Regions from separate parts of the Homo sapiens genome. Here region 1 is linked to region 2. A link is a contact called in ENCODE Hi-C data. All regions are on one chromosome and are shown on one strand. Each heading gives the region's core, a stretch centred on a gene start or an enhancer-like site at or near the end of the contact. The rest is flanking DNA. Distances are from core to core; before and after follow the strand shown.

The links. A loop is a pair of places that touch in the nucleus more often than their neighbours do. Pooled maps may share reads with other maps.
Region 1: a pooled map shows a loop between it and region 2 (2.4-fold over the local background). The contact joins two enhancer-like sites. A Hi-C loop is called at or near these places in 2 of 168 maps with a recorded cell type or tissue (CD4-positive, alpha-beta memory T cell and naive thymus-derived CD4-positive, alpha-beta T cell), 3 of 37 single-sample maps with no recorded cell type and 12 of 50 pooled maps.

What each region holds. Positions count from the first base shown.
Region 1 is chr15:70,523,770-70,530,168 of GRCh38, reverse strand. LOC107984781 (a long non-coding RNA gene) reads left to right here. Exons shown (of 2, transcript XR_007064698.1): 2 at 935-1,496. Among named protein-coding and RNA genes, the nearest start is that of LINC02205, 21 kb to the right of the region's middle. RefSeq lists an enhancer at 1,662-1,711. Within about 2 kb of position 1,773, at least 7 of the 41 ENCODE cell types and tissues checked have a DNase peak (open chromatin) inside an H3K27ac peak, as active enhancers do.
Region 2 is chr15:69,523,554-69,529,517 of GRCh38, reverse strand. No RefSeq gene overlaps it. Among named protein-coding and RNA genes, the nearest start is that of DRAIC, 35 kb to the left of the region's middle. RefSeq lists enhancers at 2,163-2,743, 2,744-3,324, 5,852-5,964. Within about 2 kb of position 4,522, at least 4 of the 41 ENCODE cell types and tissues checked have a DNase peak (open chromatin) inside an H3K27ac peak, as active enhancers do.

The sequences.
Region 1 (6,399 bases), core at 524-3,023, 1.0 Mb before region 2:
GTAGGAGTGGCGTGTGGGCTGGGCTTTGGCCCTTCGTGCTGGAAGTGATGGAGAGGCATGGCCTGGCTTGGCACAGCTCTGCCTTGCCTGTGCTGCCAGCCTCTTGTGAGAGATGCCATGTGGAAGGGATTTGGGACAATGCACAGTGCACTCTTCTGAGTGTTTTGTCTGGGCTAAAACTCTGCAGAGTATAGCTGTGGCTCTGAAACAAATAGAGGCTGGCCTTGTCAATTGTTTTGGGGTGAAGTTAATCCGGGGTAAGAGTCAGAGGCAGTCTAGAAGGCAGGGCATAAACTAGCCAGATGAAGGCCTTGGCTGGGAGTTGGGTTTATACCCCTAGGCCTAAGGAGTAGCCACTGCTAACAAGAGTTGTAGTTTTTCCTCTGGGTTGCAATTCTCTTCTCTTGCCTCCAAGCCTCCACTCAGGTAACCTGGCAGTGGGGAAATTGAGAGGTGCAGTGTCCACTCACTAATGATGAAGGTGAGATGTGGATGCATGGAGCACATTTTAGAAAAGCCCTGGCCTTTTATAAGGACCTGGGCCTTCCAGTATTTTCCTTGCCATCTCACCACCTGCTAACACATGCTGTGCACATAGGAGGTGCCAGGAAAATGTGTGTTATTCGAATGGAACTGAGAAACCGTTCTAGTCTAAACCCTGAGGCCCCCTGGCTTGCCCCCTCCTACCATGCCCATCTAGTTTTCAATGCCAAGCTCTCACGTCAGGGTTTTTCATCTCCATCTTCCTGTTGTTCACTTTAGGGGAAGGGTCCTGCTTGGACTATTGCAGTAGCCTCCAAGTAGCTTGAACTTTGCTCAGACTCTCCCCTCCCCAATCTGCTAAGCAGATTGTTGACAAGATTCTCTGCAGTTTGCTGCTTTGATGATGTCCCTCTCCAGCTCCAAATTGTTACTGGCTCTCCATTGACTACAGGTAAAATGCAGACTTCTCAGCCTGATCTTCCACAATCTGACGTCAGCCTACCTCCTCATCCTGCCTGGGCCTGGAGGCATGCCAGCCAATTCAGACCACTTGCCATTTTTCTTTTTCTCCTCTGCATCTGGAATTGCTGTCAGTGAAACCTTCTCTTTCCCTCAAGGAGCACCTTGAATGCTGGCCCCACATCACCTTCCTGACCCTGTCAGCTCAAAGAGGTTTCTCTGCATCTGAACTCCATGTGTTCCAGTCTCTGGGTCCTTACCATGCACTGCTGGGGCATGCTGTGTGCTGGCCGCCGTCCCTCCTCATGCTCAGAAGCAGAGCCTATGACTTAGTCACTTTGGTCTCCCCAGCGCCCAGAGCAGATATTTGCACAGAAGAGGAGCTCAATAAATGTTTGTTTAATGAATGAATATATAATTCTAACCCAGTGCCCTGCTTTCTTACAGTGACATTCAAGTCATCCTAGGCCAAAAAAAAAAAAAAATGCCTATTTACCTTCCAAAATTACCTCTCATATTGGTCAAAATTAAAATAAACACTTGGCGGATTAAGACCTGGCCTGTCATATTGTATCTGACACCATTAAGAACCAAGGTTGGGGTGCCTCACGGTTGACTTCCACTGATCTAAGATGTCAACAACAATGTCACCTGCCTGATAGGGTGACATCTGAGCTCCAAGGCATGCACTCCTGTCCTTTGGGCGCTCACCCCCGGCTTCATGCACCCTGTGCCCTGGGTCAGTGCCTGCCTCTCTGATTCAAGCCTTCTTCTGGGCGACTGGGCCTTTGATCTTGGGTTATGTTCCTGTTTTGCTTTCACTTTCCAGCTCTTATCTGCTAGAGTGCTTTGAGTGTAAGCAACAGGAAGTCCTGTGGCTAATGTAGGCGTTAAGGAGTTTATTGGAAGCATGTAGCAGAGCCCATGGAACTGAATGGAGGGCAGAGAACCAACTCAGAGCAATTAGAATTGGGATCACAAACAGGGTGGGGTGTGGGGCTCAGAAACAGGAGCTATTGATAAAAGAACTGTTTTTTCGTTTTTTTGTTTTTTTTGAGACAGTCTCGCTCTGTCACTCAGGCTGAAATGCAGTGGCGTGATCTCAGCTCACTGCAACCTCCATCTCCCGGGTTCAAGCAATTCTCATGCCTCAGCCTCCTGAGTAGCTGGGATTACAGGTGTACGCCACCATGCCTGGCTAATTTTTGTATTTTTAGTAGAGATGGGGAGCTTTGCCATGTTGGCCAGGCTGGTCTCAATCTCTTGGCCTCAAGTGATCCGCTTGCCTCGGCCTCCCAAAGTGCTCAGGAGGCTGAGGTAGGAGAATGGCATGAACCCAGGAAGCGGAGCTTGCAGTGAGCTGAGATTGCTCCGCTGCACTCCAGCCTGGGCGACAGAGCAAGACTCCATCTCAAACAAACAAACAAACAAACAAACAAAAACACTGCTGGGATTACAGGTGTGAGGCACCACGCCTGGCCTGAAAGGACAGGTTCTTAAGGGGTTGCCATTGCTGCTCCTACTGCCAGGGCTAATGAGTGTCGACCATTTTGTCTTTTTGCCACTCTGCTGCAGATTCAAACTCCAGGGAGAATCCAAGTGGGCCTAGCATGTGCTTCTGTTTCACCATCTGCTGCTCTATCCCTGTTATTCTTTCCTGGTTTTTGCCCATCCCTCACAGTCCCATCCATCACCCGATACCCACCCAGACATGCATAGAGCACCCCACAAGGGGTTTCCAGGGTTGCCTCCATGAGGGTGCTGGATTTCTGCCTAGCCCAGGTAACACATCCTTCTGAGCAGTGATACAAGCAGCAGTAGGACAATTAGCTACCAAGGGAATTGTCCTCTGCTTATCCATCATTGTAGAAAGTAATGAGTGACTTTAAATCACAAACCTTATGTTTTCTTTCCCATGGCATGAAATGCGTAGGTCAATTCTCAAAGCTTAGTGACTAGTTCTTGTACTAGAAATGCAAACTTGAGGACAATTTACTCATAAACTAATTACTTGTCCTTCCCGGGCATTAGCAATGGGATCTGCAGGCACAATAGACATATTCACATTGTTGATCCCCGTTGTTCCAAGACCCACATAAGCTTCCTGGGAAACGGATCTGAGCAGAAGTCAAAAACACAGTATTCCTTATTTCTACCCGTTGGACTTGTGGGTTCACTTAATGCTAGCTTTCTCCCTAATGAAAGGCAAGGGAAATATCAGCTAGAAATTTCATAATCAGAGTGTTTGCCTCGTTTGCTATTTTTAAACACCACAGACTTTGGAACTAAGGATGTGCATTAGTCTGGCAAATGCTGCTGGTAGATGTGGACTGAAGCTCCTGTCTGCAAAGGTACAATTGAGAGGACAAAGAGCGGGCATAAATAATGGATTAAGAGTGGCTCTGATGAGAGCCTATTCGTCCTGCAGCCTCAAAATGAAAGCACGCAGCCGATGACTCATTGGATAATAGTAAATATGATGGGCTCATAAAACCACTGGTTCCCCCGGGGGCTGTTCGGCAGGCTTTGTCTGGTCTTGAGCTTGTTATGTGCGGAAGCTACCAATTTAAGCTGCCCTTCCCCCAGCAAAGACGTGGCTCCTGGGCAGAGAGTTATTTGGGTGATTTGCAAAGTGTGGGTGGCACAGGGAGAGGCGGATTTTCCCCCAAGGGATGTTCCTCTGCACTCCTGCATGTGCCCTGGCCTGATGCCAGTTCCAGGCAGGTCCCCATCTGGGGAGATCTGGATGCTATATGGACTTCATTAAGGGGAAGGCAGAGACCTCGGCCCCAGGGAGCCAGAAATGGAAAGGAGACATGGCCTTAACATAAAGTAAGGGTTCTGACTCCAACCTGGGAGACGAATACAGAACATAAACATGTCTTTCCTCCACCACGCTAAGCAGTTCAAGCCAGAGTAGGACTGATAATAACAGAAAGACCTACATTCTGTAGGGATATTGTTGCAGTGAAAGTGTTTGTCTTCAAATAGGGGGAGGCCATGTGGGCAGAGGCATTGAACTGGTTCTCTGAGGTCTCTCGACACCTCACTAGGACCCACGAGGAGAAGGCAGAAGCAGAATGAGTTGGGAACATTTTCTCAACGTTGATTTTATCTGAAAATGTCACAGTTTCCTATCACTGGAGGTGTGCGGGAATATACTCGTTCATTCACTGTGTAAGTTTCCAGCCAACTAACATCCCTTGATGCCCCAGGCATAGATTCGACATCAACCTGTGATAAGAAATAGAGGCACTGGGTGCTGACTTCTCTTTGCAATTGGCTGGATGCCCTAAGAGGTAGGTTCTTAACTCAAATATCTCAAGTGCAGGAATAACTGATAAAGAGGGAATTAGCCTCAGCTCTGCCCACAGACTGCACAGGCAAAGGGATGGTGGTGTGAAGATTAGAATGCATTGAGTTTATGAGGTATTGCAGGTATTGGGCTCGACACTTATTATAAGAATTCTGGACCAGGAGTTAGGGATTCAGTGACTGTGTTACCTTGGGTAAGTCACTTACCCTCTCTGGTCTTCAGTTTCCTTAGCAGTCAAAGTGTTACTGGTGGAGAGTGTCCAGGTTCTTGGTGTCTTGAACAAAGAATTGGACAAAACACATGAACAAAGCAAGGAAAGAATGAAGTAACAAAAGCAGAGATTTATTGAAAAGGAAAGCACACTCCACAGTGTGGCAGTGGGCCTGAGCATAGGGGCCTCAAGGGCCCCCATGACAGATTTTTTTGGGGGTTTAAATATCCTCTAGAGGTTTCCATTGGTTATTTGGCATACACCCTATGTAAATGGAGAGGATGAAGTAAAGTAACAAAGTCATTTACTCGGTGAATGCCCCATGTAAATGGAGAGGATATTTCCTGTCATAGCTGAAGTGTGAATCAGTCTTATGTTCCCTGCTTCCAGACCCTATTTTCCTGCCTCAAAATAGCAATAACACCTACCCTTACTCCCTCCAAAGGGCTATAATGAAATGATGAATCAATGAATTAACTAAGTAACTAATTTATGTGTCCATCCAAGAAACACTTTTCCATGGCACCTTGGTGGCAGGCATTGTGCTCAGTGCTGATGAAAAAAAACTGGGACCAGGCTCACCTTCGAGTGGCCTGCAGCTTCACGTGGGAGGAATGTGCAAATAGGACAGTGTGGCAGGTGACATCCACTAAAGCGGAATGAGCAAGGACTCAGAGGACTCAGAGCACGCAGGACATGCTTCTGATGGAAGGTGGGAGAGGGTAGGAGACGCATTGCAGCTTTCTATGTCTGGGGGAAGTTGAAAAGAAGAGTAACTTTTAACATTATTGTAGTAAGAACAGACTACAGAATGCGGAAGACCCCTGTAAATAGGAGAGAGATGTCCTGAATCTGTGCAAAGCCCCAGAGTCACGAATATCACCACAGCACTGACAAGGGCCTTTTTTCCTGGGTCATTTTCCAAAAGGAAGCAAACTCTGGATCACTTTCCAATGGTCATTGCAACTGATGAGGGAGAACAAGAAATGGGAACTGAGAGGCACCTGAACCAGGCTCTCGCTCACGCCCGCTCAATGGTCTCTTCCCCCACACCAGCTTTTCAGGGCCTGGGATTTACATGCAGACCTGCAACTGATTACAGACCGTGGGATCTGGGGGTTGCTAGCAAACAGTCAAAACCAAAAATAGTAAATCTGCAAATAACAAGGGTCAATTATCCTCTAAGGATGCATCTGCCTATGCGACACACAATATTTATGTTGTAAATTCCTAGGGGGCTGGGTGGAGAGTTTTTTTTCCCCCCATCTGGCTCCTGCTCATTGAACCTTATGCACTGTGGATACTTCAGAAGTGCAGATGGTGTGACAAAGCAATGGTTTTTCCTTTGCAGACACCTAACTGGATAATTTGGTGGTCAATGACACTGGGGACTCTGGCGGTCAGCAAAACTGGGTAAAAATCCCAGTTCTGCACCTGACTAGCTGTGTGAACTTGGGTGAGAAATATAATCTCTTCATGTCTCAGTTTGTTCATCTGCAAAATAAGTGTAACAACACCACTAACCTCATAGGTAAGGAATGAGTGAGATAGTGCATGCACCCTGAGCCAACAGTGAGAGCTCGATAAATGGTTACTAGCAGCAGCGTCTTATCGTCTCCATCTTCATCTTGACCGCCATCATTCTTGACTCCTGAAGGCCAGGAGTAGGGGGGAGGATGGCTGAGGCCCCCATAGGGTCTTCTGCATGGCTCCTCAGCTCCTGGACTCTCACCTTAGCACAGACACTGGCCCTAGACCAGTTTTCCTGTTAGTTCAGTGCCTCGCAAACTTGAGTGTGCAGCAGAATCAACGGAAGCACTTGTTAAAACACAGGCGCTGCCCCACTTGCCGGGTTTCTGATTCAGTAGGTCTGGGGTGGCTCTGGTCTGATCATTTGCATTTCAAAGGACTCCTCAGGTGATGCTGTTGC
Region 2 (5,964 bases), core at 3,273-5,772:
AGCCTGGGAGGTCGAGGCTGCAGTGAGCTATTATCATGCCACTGCACTCCAGCCTTGGCAACAGAGACCCTGTCTCAAACAACAACAAGAAGCCAACTAATCAGAAAGGAGCAGGACAGATGTTCCAGAAAGGGCTGTGTGGTCCCAGCAATAAGGTGGACCCAGAGTCAATTCCGAGTCACTGTAGGCTGAGTGGCCAGGCTGAGAATGCAGACGGCTGCTGAGGAGGTGGAGAGAGTGGGAGTGGGGCCTGGATGGGGGTCTGCGATTTATAAAGCACCAAAGCCATGATCTCCTGAGTGCCCCACTACCGCCTAGGAAGGAAAATATTATGCTTCCCATTTTACAGATAAGTAAAAGGGAGCCTAAAAAGGTAAGGCTGCTTGTCTGAGAACATCCAGCATGAGCTGGGGCCAGAGTTCGGTCTAAGACCTCAGTCTCCTGATCCCCAATTTGGTTATCATTTTCGCTAAATTACCATGAGGCCAGATTTGCAGGGCCTTGAATAATAAGATCAAGATTCGCAATCATAGCTTATGGGCAATCAGGAGCTGTTGAAAGTCTACAAGCAGAGAAATGACTTGAAAGCCCCAGAGTTAAGGAGGGAATGTGAAAAGCTGGCAGGGTGGCAAGAGAACGCAGGGCCTCGGTAGGAGGAACACTATTTTGAGTTTAGCAAAAGGGACCATCCAAGGCTGTCTGCAGTTTTGCCTTGGAGAGGCTGAGTTACGTGTTCTCCACTGGGCCTTCAAGTGGTCCACAGAGGGATAACCCAAGGTCTTTGGCAATTGAATTCCCAACCCGGGAATGTCACTTTAAGGACCCAACCAAAGCTCAGAGCCAAACCCCACACACCCCAGTCTTTACACCACCTAACTGGCTTACATCTATCAAAGTAATTTTTAAGGGGGAATTTTATATGAAGGTAATTACGCTCAGCTAAACTAATTTTATTAAACAATGCTGCCTTAATGACAAACAAATCTGTTATTAATATGTAACTGAGCAGCTATTTCATTCAATTTGCAGCATCGGTAATGAGCCCTGTGGTCGCAAGAGCCCAGAAGCACCCCTTTCTGAGGTAGGCAGCATGGCCCAGTGGCCAGAACCCGGGACCTGGCCCAGCCCTGCCATGGACGTGTATGATTCAGAATGGCCCTTCTCTCACCGAGCGGTTTCTCTCTATAAAATAAAGGGCTTGAACTGGAAGTATCCCAAGGGAATGCCCACTCAGCAGCTTTAGGGGCTGAGAATCTGGATGGACTTTCAGTGTTTACTGTGTGCCTCAGTTTCCTCATCTGTAAAGTGGGGATAATAATAGTGCCTATCTCATAGGGTAATTGTGAGCATTCATTGAGTTTGTAGATGTAAAGTGCTTAAGGCATTGTGCAGGTACATATGAAGTGTTATACAAACGCTTTTCATTTTCTGTTTATATTCCCAGAACCAGGAATATGGGCTAGGGGACAGCAGGGAGCTGACAGCCATGAATGGAATGAGTGAGGGCTCCTGCTTCCCCCAATTATGAACCCTCCTTGATCCTGGGTTTCCTGGGGTCCCTTCTCTCCTGCCCCCTTCTAGGAGGGTGAGAAACAACACTACAGACAGTGAAAAGAGACAGGTAATCAGATTCCAGCCCCGACCCTGTCCTCGGGTGCCGGCAGGACTGTGCCTCTGCTTCCTTAGCTCCCCATGTGGGTCATTCTCACTGCCCTGCCTACAGCGACAGCTGTCCTAGGGGACAGACAGGATCATTGAGTGGCTCTCAAACATGCAAAGTGGGTCGGGATAACCTGGAGAGTGTATAGGAAAATGCTGACCCCAGGCCCTTCCCCCAGAGGCTTGATGTCACAGATCCCTCCCTAGATCTGTGTGCTTGGGATACCCTCTTGAGAACCCTTGAACCTCTGGCAGTTCTGCCAGGAACTCCACACTGCTGCCTTTGTGGTGTGACTGTGCCTATGCTGCAGGTGAGGAAAGAGCAGTTTCAAGAAGAAAATTAGGCTGGGTGCAGTGGCTCATGCCTGTAATCCCAACACTTTGGGAGGCCAAGGCAGGTGGATCAGATGAGGCCAGGAGTTCAAGACCAGCCTGGCCAACATGGCAAAACCCCGTGTTTACTAAAAATACAAAAATTAGCCGGGCATGGTGGCGCACGTCTGTAATCCCAGCTACTCGGGAGGCCGAGGCAGGAGAATCGCTTGAACCCAGAAGGCAGAGGTTGCAGTCAGCCAAGATCGCACCACTGCACTCCAGTCTGGGCGACAGAGCGAGACTCTGTCACAAATAAAAAATAAAAAAATGAAAAGAAGAAAACTAACTTGTAGAGTTAATGGGGAAGGGTAATATCCATCACAGACCCATTGGTTCCTCCTCCTTTGGAATTCACCTAGGTGGGGGGCATTGGGGAGGGCGGGACAGTCTGAGCAGCTTTCAGTTACTTTGGGGCCATGCTGATAGGATGCCGTTTGTGAACCACCTGCTGCAGAAACCCGCTGTCTTGGCTGCTGAGAAACATGAACCCCTTGAGATTGAGCCTTTCATCGAGAAGCTATTAACATACCATCACTTCAACTGTCACACAGACAATCGCCTACCCAGGGTCACAAGAGCCCCCAGGCCCATCACAGTGCCCGACTTTCTGCAATTAGGCCCTCCCTGGGAGGAAGCATTGTGTCTCCAGAAGGCCTCTATTAAATCTCAACATGCAAATGTACGTGCAGCATTTAAGCCCCTTAGCAGGGCCCTCTCTCCCTCCTCTCCATCCCAATGTGACTGTGGGTGGAGACCATGTGACCTCTGCTAGCCATGAAATGTGATTGGAAGGATCACGTATCTCCCCAAGGCTGAGGCAGTAAAAAGCTGTTTACAAATAATGGAACCCCAGACTAACAATGAATTAAGGGTTCTTATCAGCTCATGTAACAAAAAGTCCCAAAATAGGCAACCCAGGGTTGGCTGGGCAGCTCACTAGCTCACATCACCAGGAATCCAGATTCCATGTCTCCGCCAGTTTCACCACAGTGGCTTCTGCCCTCAGTCTTGCCCCTCCTGGTTCCAAGACAGCTGCATGACAGCATATTAATCATCTACTGCTGAGTAACAAACGACCCCAAAACTCAGTGGCTTAAAAAGGCAATAAACAGTTATGATCTCACACGGCTGCTGCAGATGAGGAATTCTGGCACCACGTGGCTGTTGGTTCTGGCTTGAGGTCCCTCATGAGGCGGCAGTCAAGATGCTAGCAGGGCTGCAGCCATCTGAGGGCTGGACTGGGACAGGAGGATGCACTTCCAAAAAGGCTCGCTCACTCACACAGCTGGCGGGCTAGGGCTGCTTGCTGGCAGGGGGCCTCAGCTCCTCCCTACGTGGGCCTCTCCGTAGGCTGTTTGGGTGTCCTCATGACGTGGTGGCTGGCTTCCCCCAGAGTCAGACAGCCGCGAGAGCAAAGCTGAAGCACCAATGTCTTTTATGGCCTTTCCTCGAATGTCACACACTTTCACCTCTGTTACATTCTCTTCATTGAAAGCCAGTCGCTAAGTGTGGCCCACGCTCAGCAGGAGGGGAAATGGGCTCCACCTTTGGAAGCAAGGTCAAAGAATTGGGGGACTTTTTAACTATAACAAATAGTGCCCACACTGGAAGAGAGAAACTCAAGCAAAAGTTTCCTCCCTGCTCTGCCGCCATCGGAGAGAAAGTTTTTCCCAGAAGTCATCGGCAGTCTTTCCCTTAGGTGTAATTGGCCAGAAATGAGTCACATGCTTACCTCTAGACCAATCACTGACAAGGGAAACAGACGCCCATGGCTGGCTTAGACCAATCATGAGTCTTCCTCTGAGATTGGGCACATTTCTGACTTAACAAAATTAGGTTTCGGGTAGCAAGGGAGTAGGGGGAAATGGCCGTTGGGTGGGTGGGCAGGAGTGTCAGCCATGTTGTTCTATTGAGTGGGTAACTGGGAAAAATTAGATGCTGAGGTGGTGATAATCCACAAATAGGAAACCTGGTCATTTATTAACTGCTTTCCATACTATCAGCTAGAAATGAATCCGTTCCAGGATCTGCTCTGTAAAAAGGGTCTGCTCACTGTGGTTGGCGTTTCATCCCTTCGGGCCGTCTGGTTTTAGACTCAGAGGACTCGGCTTAGAGTCCGCGTCTACTATGTGTTGCCTGTGCAGCCCCTAGAAGTACCTTCTCTGAGCTTCAGTTTCCAGCTGCATACACAGGGGATGATCATCGCTACTTCACAAGGCTCTTAGGACTACTGGAATATGCTTTGTAATTCATCTGGGGTTAAGGCCATGTGCATTCTGATCATTGCTGTTTGCCCTGGGTTTGGGGTGAGAGGCCAAATACCACCAGAGGGTTTTTTGTCCCCTCTTTCTTTCCATCTCTAATTTCCAATACACAGTGCCAAAAAAAGAGGAGAACTGAGCACAGAGGCCAAATCCCCAGCATAAAAACAGTGGTGCCATTGTAAACGCCTCCAGCGATTGCGCCCCACCCAGCTGAGGAAGCCCCATTCCCAGCCCCACTTAACAACGTGCGGCCTGATTTAATATGAGCAGCTGATCTCATTGCTTCCATAGCAAGTTTAATTTGCTGGGAAAGCGAGTTGGTGAGGTTCTAATAATGCAGAGCCGCAAATAATACCAAAGAGAGTTTGCATTATGATAACTTTCCAATTAAAATGGATTAATGGAGGAGAAACAGCAGCAGTAGTGTCTAGACAACATATTACTGAATCCTTGGAGAGGGAGATGGAAAGGAGTTGGGGGAACAAGCGGCAGCAAGATAAACAGGTGAACTTTATAAGTTGGAGGCACACTTGTGTGGGTGTGACGGGAAGTACCAGGGAGGGCTCCTTACCCCTGGTGCCCCATCAGTTACAATACCTGGACTTTGCACCATTTGAGAAAACCAGTCTTTTAGGACCCAGAGGCCTTTGGTCTTTTGGATTCCTTATTAAAATGCAAACAGCACCTTCCGTTTCCTCGGCTGACCTTACAGCTGGGATTAGCCTGCAGCTACTGGAGAGCAGACTGTGTGACTGTGCGACAGAACAGAGGCCCCGGCTGAGCCTTGGAAGACCCACATCGACCAGGTGTTGACACCTGTGGTGTTCTTGTCAGGGCTTCACTACAGGACTCAAAACAAATCCTCCATAACTATGCTAGTAACCCCCTGACCTCTGACCACTGCTGAGTGATCCAAGGGGTCCATCTAGAACCTCTATCCCAGCAACCTGAATTTTAGACCTGAGAGATACAGGGTCTGGGCTGGACTGGGGCTAGTGCTCATCCCTGAGAGCAGGTTCAGGACAGAAAGAGCCACAGACTGTTGCTGCCAATCTTGAGCTACCCCGGGCCCCACCCATGGAGGCCAAATTAGTTGATTTTCTTGCCATTCTGTGAAATCCCCCCAGGATCCATGTTCCTCTCCTTTGCTTAAACTGACTAGACATTTCTGATGCCTGCAAACAAAAGAGCTTTAATCTATCACTTCTTACTTGTGGGACCTGGTGAAAGTCATTTAACCTCACTGAGCCTCTGTTTTCTCTCCTGTAAGATGGGAGATACACACATCCCCACCTTGCAAGGTTGGTTGCCTCCTGTATTGGTAACATGATGTGTTAGGGTTAGATCACCATTTAAGTCCCTCTCAGCCCTGAAGTTCGGAGATCGTAGAAGTAATCCTTGAGGGATAGGGGAAGAGGCTGGCTGGACCACAGAGGCCAGGAGACCAAGAAGCCCAAGGACCTAATTCCACCAGCATCAGTAACTTGCAGGGCATAATAAATATCTCAACACCAGAACTGAGGCTCCTTGCAGAAATCTCCAAGGCTCCCCTATGCCTGGGAAGGCTCTGATTTCTTGCAAAGCCAGGAGTCCCATGAGCCAGTCCCTCATGAGTGAAGTACTGGCCATGTGCTGCCCCCTGCAGGCCTGCCTTTCTCATCACCTT